Regions from separate parts of the Homo sapiens genome. Here region 1 is linked to region 2. Evidence: chromatin contacts called from ENCODE Hi-C or POLR2A ChIA-PET data. All regions are on one chromosome and are shown on one strand. The core of a region is the stretch at or near the end of the contact, and the rest is flanking DNA. Distances in the headings are between cores, read along the strand shown.

Region 1 (4,794 bases), core at 410-2,909, 40 kb after region 2:
TTGGGAGGCCAAGGTGGGCAGATCATTTGAGGTCAGGAGCTCGAGACCAGCCTGGCCAACCTGATGAAACCCCGTCTCTGCTGAAAATACAAAAATTAGCCAGGCATGGTGGTGGGTGCCTGTAATCTCACTCTGGAGGCTGAGGCACAAGAATCACTTGTGTACCCGGGAGGCAGAGGTTGCAGTGGGTCAAGATCACACCACTGCACTCCAGCCTGGGCAACAGTGGAAGACTCTGTCTAAAAAAAAAAAAAAAAAAAAAAAAAATGCAGTCATTCTTCTCCCATATGACTAGTTTCCCAGCCTGGACCCCAGGTGCAACTGCGCATCTTTTGGGACTTGTTCATTTTTCGGGTGTGTGTGTGTGTGTGTGTGTGTGTGTGTGTGTGTGTGTGTATGAAACCCTCAGAGAGTAGAGGCAAAATCTTCCCTCACCCTCAGAGGGAAAGCCTCAGAGACCCCCAGGGCCACTTCCCTTCCTGACAGTGCAGGGCTGGCCCTGTACTTGGCATCCGCCGTTGTAAGGTATCTGTCTTCTGGCTGGCTTTCTCTGTCAAAATTTTTTGGATTGCTTGATAGTTTATTATACCTAAAAAAAAGCTTTTAATCTTTTTGGACCCACCTAAATCAGTGCTGTGAGGCAGGGTGTGTAGCTGTTTGTATGCCCAATTACAAATGAGAAAACAGGTTAGACTATTTCCCCAGGTCATTGAGGGAATTAGCAGTAAACCAAGACTGACAGTAGTGATGATTCAAGAGGTCCCAGAGCTGGGAGGATCTTTAGACATAATTGTGTCCAACATCCACATGAGTGGATAGAGAAACTCAAGCTAAAAGGGTGGTGTATTGCTCACGGCTATATATTTAAGTTTGTGTCCTCTTCTATTTATGGGCTGTATTGCACAATAAAATGTTTTCTAAGTGAAAAATATCCTGTTTAATTTTCATGTCTATGATGATTAGTGAGGTTGAGGATATACAGTTCTGAAAATTTCCTGTTTTTATCCTTTGCACGTTTTCCAGTTGAGAGATTCTTGTAAGTAGCCAATGCCAGGTGGCTGGCAGGCTGAGAAAATGCCATTCACACCTCTTATCTCCACAGGAGAGGGGCCCTTCCAGATGAGGAGACTCCAGGCTGATCTTGCAGGGCTTTTTTTTTTTTTTTTTTGTGGGCGGGGGGGGATGTGGACAGAGTCTCTTGTCCGTCACCCAGGCTGCAGTGCAGTAGTGGTGCAATCTCACCTCACCACAAACTCCGCCTCCCAGGCTCAAGCAATCCTCCTGCTTCAGCCTTCCAAGTAGCTGGGATTACAGGCACCCACCACTACACCTGGCTAACTTTTGTATTTTTAGTAGAGACGGGGTTTTGCCATGTTGGCCAGGCTGGTCTCAAACTCCTGACCTCAGGTGATCCACCTGCCTTGGACTCCCAAAGTGCTGAGATTACAGGCATGAGCCACTGCACCGGGACATCTTGCAGAGCTTTGACAGAGGAAGAGTCTCAGAGCCATCTGCCTGCAGGGGCTGGCCTTGTTGGGGTTCAGCCAGGCATTCCGGGGAAGCAGCTGGGGAGCACTGGCTGATGGGATGTTGGACCAGGCCTGCCTGACTCACACTGGAAGAGGTTGGATGCCCCGGTGCCCGGGCATCATGCCCCGAGCAGCTCCATCTGTCATTCAGGAGGGCAGGGCAGCTGCTCTGGGAAAGGTTGGGTGCTGCTGGGGGAGGGGAGCCTCAGGGAAGTTAGCTGTGCTCCCAGGGCAGTCTGAGGGTACCAAGGATAGAGTACTAGGGGACACTGAAATGGGGTCTGGATTTGAGCCTGTGGCTATAGAGGAAGGTGGGCAAAAGAAGGGCTGGAAGGCTTTTACATTCAAAAACACACATGGATCTGCTGGTTCATGAGCAGCAGTAAAGGAACCACAGCGTCTGGCCATGTGCTGGTTGCTATGGGACGCCAGCAGCCCTTAAAGGTGGATTTCACAGTTTGCAGTTGACAAAGCACCTCCACCTCATATATTAGAGCACTTTCCAAGTGCAGATTTACTCGGAGAGTGCCCCCTTCCTTGCTGGATTGTCAGCACTGTGGGTGGAAAGAACCGTCTTACTTCCAGATGCCACCCCAGTGTCTGGGTGCCTAGGGGTGCTGGACACAGGTAGATGCTCATTAAACATGGAAGCCAGCTGTCCCCTCAGCCATGAGGGCTGACTCTCTGGCAGTCACACCTCAGACTTCTGACAGCTGAAGACTTCTGCAGAATTCAGCAGAATTCTGTCCTTCCCCAGGCTTCCCCTGAAATTCAGTCACCATTTGATGACAATCTTGTTGGGTCTCCTGGAGGCGTCAGTTCTCTGCTCCCAGACTTTCTGGCTTTCTCCTACTTCCTATATTTTCCCTCAGGGCATTTTAACTTCCTCGTTCCTGTCTACTGAGCTCAGCTCAGCGGCAGCACCTACTTTCTATCTTACACACCCAAATCCCTCTCAGCCTTGTTCAGAAAAAAACAGATGGCGCTTCATTAACAAAATATAATCTTCTGTTACAACATGTGTCGACTAAACCGTTGTTTTTCTTTCTCATGGGTCATCATAATCACTCTGTGTGGAGAAAAAGACAGGAAGGATTCTCCCAGGTTTACCCAGGAGGAGACAGTCTCAGATTTTTTGCCCAAAGTTTCTCACTCTGCCAGAGCAAACGGCCCTGAGCATTTCACAACGACTGCAGAGAAACCAAGTCAGCCTTGAATTCCTGGGGGATAGAAGTAAGGGGGCTGGGTAAAGACCACTGCTGGGGGCTGCTGAAAAATTCACTGTGGGTGCACAGTTTCACCTACTATTTAGTGGTTAGTTATAGTGCAGTGTAACTGCTGTGAGGGTACCTTGTAATTAAAGTCAGCTGGAGCTAGAGGGGTCATAGACTTCTTTTAGTAAAGGATCTAAACTCCCTCCAATTTCACTCTCTCGGGAAACCACGTCAACTGCCCCCAGAACGTCCTCTAACTTAGCATTGCTCATATGTTTTTAACATTACCTGGAAATGTATGATATACTATAGCACAATGTGCATATGAATCACGCAACTGAGCCTGAAACAAACTCGCCCTTACCATGTGATGCATTCTTTTATTTCCTATACCATCCTTTTGTCTGAACTCTATTCACAACCCACTCATCTAATTCAATCAAACTACTGACAGAATGCCTCCAGAGAAGCCTTGCTAGGCCTGTTTTGGGAAACAGGAAAGATGCACTTGGATTTACAACATCTGTTTGTACAGCAAATATGGAGGCATTAAGCAACAGTCAAACCTTTATAAATATGGCTCCAGTGATCCTGAAAGTCCCATGATGAAGCGTTAAATGCCAGTGTTCCTCACCTCCCTTACCCTGTCAGTTCACTCACTCTTTGGGTAACATAATCAGGAAGCCCTGAGGTGCACCTGAAGACCAGGAGAGCCCCTACCTCTCCAAGGACAAGAACAGGTTTGGGGCTTCTGTCTCCTGAGCGAGAGCTGAAAGGCCAGCAGAGAGAAGGCATCAGTTGGCACGGAATTTCTGGTGCCTGGAGATGACCCCACCAGCAGAACTCTTCTCGGGGAAGGGCTGCTTCTGCTGCAGGCTGTGCGTGGTCCTTGGGGGCCTGCCCTACCCACCTGACGTCTGTGGAGCAGGGGAAACGGCACTTGCTGACTGATGGATCCTAGCTGGCTGTGAGACTCTGAGGACAAGTGAGATGGAGAGAGTGAAGAAGTGACAGTTTGCCAGACCCTTCCCTCGCCATGGGCCCAGGAGAAAACAAAGTAAATGATCTTCCAGCACTTACTGGTTTTGCCCTACTCTAGAAATATCAACAGCCTTGTCCCTATGGGAACCAAGAGGAAAAAAACATGAGCAAGTAAAGAAAAATCGCACCTGTTTAAGAAGACTCGGTAACACGGAGGAGGAAGCCCCAGGTGAACTAGTAGGAAAGGCAGAAAAGAACCTCAAAGAAAAAGGAGGGAAAAGGGTATGGGAACTCTCAAGATGTGATCACAGCACACTCAAAAAGATTCTTGCAAACTAACATACATGACTTTCAAATATAGCAATTCATTAGAAGACAGTAAATGCTGGGAATTGAATCAGTGGTCTGGAAGATATTGGGAGAGAGACATCTTGCAGTATAGAGCAAAAACACAAAGAAGTGGGAATCTGAAAGGAAAGAGAAGAGACGTGGAGGCGAAATCCAAGATGAAGAAATGTAGCAGCTGCTGTTGGCTGCCTACTCAGCCCCATTTCCATCCATTCCCTTCTCTGACTCCACTATGGAGACTGGAAAAGTAAAATGTACTCGTTATCAGCTCCCCTTGCTGGATGACACAGTTCTGGCCAATGGGACATAAGCTTCCAATAAGATTTTCGCATTTTAAAAAATATAAAATGCGACCAGGTACAGTGGCTCACGCCTATAACCTGCAGCACTTTGGGAGGCCATGGCAGGCAGATCATGAGGTCAGGAGTTCAAGACCAGCCTGACCAACATGATGAAACCCTGTCTCTACTAAAAATACAAAAATTAGCCAGGTGTGGTGGCATGCGCCTGTAATCCCAGCTACTCAGGAGGCAGAGGCATGAGAATCGCTTGAACCTGAGAGGTGGAGGTTGCAGTGAGCTGAGATTGTACCACTGCACTCCAGCCTGGCCTACAGAGAGAAAGACTCCGTCTCCATAGCTCAGCCAGGGCTACGTGCTCCACAGAGCTGGTGGGAGCCAAAAACAGATGGGAGCCCCACCTCCTTCCGAGTTGGCGGGGTG
Region 2 (4,772 bases), core at 2,192-4,691:
AAATAAATGTCTATTGTTTAAGCCATTCAGTCTGGTACTTGATGTTATGGCAGCCCTAGCAGACTACTACAGACCCAATCTGGAGATGCCACTTTAGAGGAGAGTATAGATGGGTTAGGGGAAATGCCACTGGCTGGAGGGTCAGAGAACATGGGTTCGAGCCCCAGCTCTGCTACTTGCTAACCCTGGGCCTTGGACAGGCATTTGACCATGTGAGTCTGTGTTCTCATCTGAAAGACAGACTTGAAGACATTCATTTCTGCACTGCTCACACCACGGCTTTCGCGAGTGAATGAATGTGGAAACACTACAAACCTGGAAGTGCGAGGCCGCCACAACGCGTATTAAACAGGCAGGTCACCCCGTGCTCAGGGCAACAGACATTTCACACAGTACCATAACACGGAATTTACTTTCAGGATGACCACAGAGAAGGCCAAAGGTTGGAGCAGGAAGAATTTTGAGGGAATTCGCAAGTAGAATCCCTCACTCAACTTTTCTAATAGTGGACATGCTGTCACAGAACACCCTGTAACTTTCCACTAGGAGAACCCAGGCTTCTTGATGCTTGTCAACTGCCATGTGTGCTCACCCCAGGGCCTTTGCACAGGCAGTTCCAACTGCCTGGAATGCTCTTCCCCTGACACACTCATGGCTTACTCCCCCATCTCCTTCTCTTCTTTGCTCAGTTGCCGCCTGCAAAGGGAGGCCCTTCAGGGCCACTTTATTTACAGATGGGAAGTTCCTCCCCATGAAACTCCTGATCTCCTTTCTCTTTTTTATTTTCTCCTTTGCACTTACCAGTATTTAACATACTACACTATTTCTGGTTGGTTTTTTTTTTTTTTGAATTTGTCTTCCTCACTAGAACATAAGCTCCAGGAGGGATTTTTCAATTGCTTCGGACATCCCCAGCACCAAGACATTCTGACACTGAGGAAGTAGAATCAGCATTTATGATCAACATCTTCTGAATGAACAAGACCTGGGCTTTCCAATAGACCCTCTGAGTTCAAGTCAGGCACTGTCTACCCAGTCCCCTGCCTGTCCAAGGATTCTGACTTTCTGGGCCTCATGTTCCAGAGGGCAGGGACAAGTCATCAGATAACTGGACTTCTCCACTAAGCTGAAGGCAACATGGGAGAGTAAGTGGAAGACATGGTGCTGTCAGCTAGGGTCCAAGGAAAGGAAGGGATGATACAGACAGATGTTGTCGGGAGGTGACATGAGCATAGCCACCCCAGTGTCACCATGCAAAACACCGAGGAGGCCGCCCCTCCAGCCACTCACAGGGCTGCCTGAGCCTTAAACTGACTTCATGGGTCTCCTTACTGATCATCATGTCCTTAAGCAGATGCCCGTGACCTCCTTCTAAAGAGAGCTAAGTCCTGAATAAAGGGAAGTGACTGCTTCCTCCTAAGCTTTGATGCGTGACGGGGATGCCAAAAGTCAAATAAGCAGACAGAGCTTATGCAGAAACACAGGATAACAGAGGATTACCAGGAAACCATCTCACTTGGATCCAGTACTCTGCTATGTTTCAAGGCTAAGTGCCATTCCCCTTGGTTTGAAAATTAATCCAGGATTAGTGAGACCTTTCCCCCCAGTCTAGAAGGATGCCTTTCCAACACACAGGCCGGCAGGGACTCAAGACACTGACAAGCTCAGCCATCAGCCACTTACTAACAAGTTGGCCTTAGAAGGCAGGACACACACATACACATACTCATCCTCTACAGGAAAATGAAGACCATGAAAAATATCTACTTTTTGGTAGAGAAAGGTAAACCAGAGACTATCTGGACAGACACAGTCATGCTCCAAAACCCAGAACATGGAGAAATCACTGTTTGGGGGCAGCCTAAGTGCCCCAGGTCCTCGGAGAGCAATGGCGAGCAGCCTTTAAAAAGCCAAGTCCAGGCCGGGCGCAGTGGCTCACGCCTGTAATCCCAGCACTTTAGGAGGCTGAGGTGGGCAGATCACTTGAGGTCAAGAGTTCGAGAGCAGCCTGGCCACCATGGCAAAACCCCTTCTCTACTAAAAATACAAAAATGAGCCGGGCTTGGTGGCACATGTCTGTAATCCCAGCTACTTGGGAAGCTGAGGCAGGAGCATCGCCTGAACCAGGGAGGCAGAGGTTGCAGTGAGCCGAGATTGCACCACTGCACTCTAGCCTGGGTGACAGAGCAAGACTCTGTCTCAAAAAAGAAGAAGAAAAGAAAAGAAAAAAAAGGCCAAGTCCCCTTCCTCAGTGACTCCACCCATGAGGAATCACTCACTAAACTCTAAACCTGGACAAATAAAAGAGCCCTGAGGCTCATCCACCTCAAAGCAGAGAATCATGGTTAAATAAGAACCCCATAGAGCATGGAAGTTTTCAGAGTCCAGGCATGGAGTGAATAAAATATTCAGGGACTCGGGTACTGGAAGGTAGCAGAGGTAGGGTTTTATCTTCCATTTTGATGAAAAGCGTAATTCTCACCCTGTCGTGGAACGAACACAACTATTGTATCTTAACATTTTCAGAACTGGCCCGATATACTTTTGAAAGTTCTGTGTTCCCTGTTGTAAAAAAAAAATGCTTCTTCTTCCCTGGCAGGATGGGGACAGCTGACATCCTTCCCCATTCCCCTGCCCCCATCCTGTTCCCATTCCTCCTTCCTGCCTGAGACTGTGCTTCTGAGTTAAGGTAGTCTGCTTTGGAAACCATCCCCCAAACACCAGAGCTGCCACTGGCCCCAATGCTGAGCAGAACTGACCCCAGCCCTCTCCATAAAGGCAGTCAGTGGCTTCTTCTATTTTTACAAGCTCCCCAGAGCCCTGGGACCCACTCCAGAACACCCTTGCTGGCAGAAAACAAAACCCCTTGCTCTGATCTCACTCTCTGCTGTTATAAAGCATTGCCATTTCCTTGCTAGTTAGCCTTGAGACATTTCCAGACCATAAACCCCATGGGAAAAGCTCCCAAAGCAAATGTAAACCAAGAACTCCCTCAAGCAATCCTAGGCCCTATTTCTCCTGGTCTAGCAGAAGGAGCTGCCACCCCAACCCTCCCAGCAGCCTGGCAGGCAACTCCCAGGCAGCTCCCCATACAGCACAGGCCTCTCTGGCCTCCCCATTCAAGTGCTCCCAAGAGCAGCGGGCATGGGGAGAGGCCAGCATAAACCTTCCCAGGAACTTCAAAATTTCCAAATGATATTTACATCTCTGATGACATCAGTTTATCCATCTGAGGATAAAATTATCTGTCAATGCCAGCATGCAATCCCATCCGCTCCACTCTGCTAATTATAGCCTTCCACTAGGCAGCCGGCCACTCAGCTCTAGAACAGGAAGCAAATGGCCCATCTGTCAAGCAGGATGGCCTCAGCTAAACAGGGCTGGGGGTGGGGGGCACACGGCCATGCCCATTTGGGGCCAAAGAGGGAAAGTGCGTGCTGCTGGCAGCCCACAGCCAAGCCCAAAAGCCCAGGCTTTGTGAACCACGTGGCATCTTCAACAGGCTGCAGAGGAGCCCTGTGGCCCAGCATGAACCAGACCTGAAGGTCCTCTGCATCCTGGAACCCTGCTTCCTCCTGTGCAGGGAGAGGCCCAGTTCCAGGCAGCTGCTGGGAAGCAGGAGACTCTGTGAGGCATTCCAGCACCTGTGCCTCCTGAAGGAAGCATCTGGTCACCCGTGCCGGCTGGCTCACCACAGCTGGGGCAAATCTGCACTTAACGAGGACCTGCAAGGCCCATTTTCACCCCCAAAAGGCAAATACTAGGCTCTGTTGTGTTCCAGGCCCTGTATTACGTTCTATAGGCTCACAAGGGGCCAGAAGACTATTGAGAAGGGAGAGTAAGAGAGGCTGGAACTGATGGTCCAATGGATGGAATTTAGGGAGCTCTCAAACTGGAGATGGAGAAAAATCCACATCTTTACTTTTGTTTACCTCTAACTGAAATATCCCTTCCATGTGGGATGTGGGCAACAAACTGAAGTAGTATTAACGGCACCTGCAATTTTGTCACCAGTAGAAATCACTTTACAATTATTCTGAATATCTTAAAATGTCATTTACATTCCTCATTACTTCAAAATTATGATAGTATTAGGCTCACTGCTAGATCTTGTGATTGAATGCGCTGATAAAGTTGCACATTATTACATCAAAAATTTGGTTGTATAAAATGTTAATAATTGTATCCTACTATAACTGGTTTCTTTTGTATCCGTGTGTATTTCGTTTTATGCATTTAAATATCTTGTTCTGAAAAAGGATCGATCCACGGGCTTCCCCAGAGAACCAAAGGGTCCCTGGCACAAAAAAAGAACCCCTGGTCTACAGGAAGCAAATATCATTCCTGCCATGGAGAGGTGAAGAGGGCTCTAGGAATTTGAACAAAAGTGACAGGGAAGAGGGAGAGCGCAGAACATCAGGATGAGCCCCCTGCCAGAGCCCGCATTTCCTGGAAGGCCCTGAGAACCACTTCATTCCACAACCGTCTCATGGAGTATTTGAGGTCCAGGGCTCCGTGTTGGACCAAAACAAAGCGCTTTTCAGACTTTCTAGCTTGAAAGGGGGTGGGGAAGAGCTAAACTCCAAGGCTTGAGAGAGGTTTTGAATAAAGTGGGACTAGCAGGACCCCCTCCTCCTGCCCAGAGAAACCCTGCACCTCCCTTCCCAAGGCCCTCTGTCCCGAGGCCCATCCTGCCTGGCCCCAGACCAAGCCCACCCTGCAGACAGCCACCTGCTCTGCACACTGCCACCTGCTCTGCACACTGCCACCTG

The links. Hi-C counts contacts between places; a loop is a spot of excess contacts on that map. ChIA-PET counts read pairs that join two places held with the same protein, here RNA polymerase II (POLR2A). Pooled maps may share reads with other maps.
Region 1: a loop to region 2 is called in a map of Right ventricle myocardium inferior, with 2.3 times the contacts of the local background. The contact joins two enhancer-like sites. A Hi-C loop is called at or near these places in 16 of 168 maps with a recorded cell type or tissue (ACHN, DLD1, HL-60/S4 and 12 more) and 4 of 50 pooled maps. POLR2A ChIA-PET finds 5 or more read pairs at or near these places in 10 of 52 experiments (GM12878, HEK293T, HepG2 and 7 more).

The regions. Positions count from the first base shown.
Region 1 is chr10:69,436,361-69,441,154 of GRCh38, reverse strand. No RefSeq gene overlaps it. Among named protein-coding and RNA genes, the nearest start is that of TSPAN15, 13 kb to the left of the region's middle. Within about 2 kb of position 1,659, at least 20 of the 41 ENCODE cell types and tissues checked have a DNase peak (open chromatin) inside an H3K27ac peak, as active enhancers do; they include gastrocnemius medialis and psoas muscle, where a contact is called at or near this core.
Region 2 is chr10:69,478,145-69,482,916 of GRCh38, reverse strand. All of the region lies in intron 1 of TSPAN15 (tetraspanin 15), which reads right to left. Among named protein-coding and RNA genes, the nearest start is that of TSPAN15, 29 kb to the right of the region's middle. Within about 2 kb of position 3,441, at least 14 of the 41 ENCODE cell types and tissues checked have a DNase peak (open chromatin) inside an H3K27ac peak, as active enhancers do; they include gastrocnemius medialis and psoas muscle, where a contact is called at or near this core.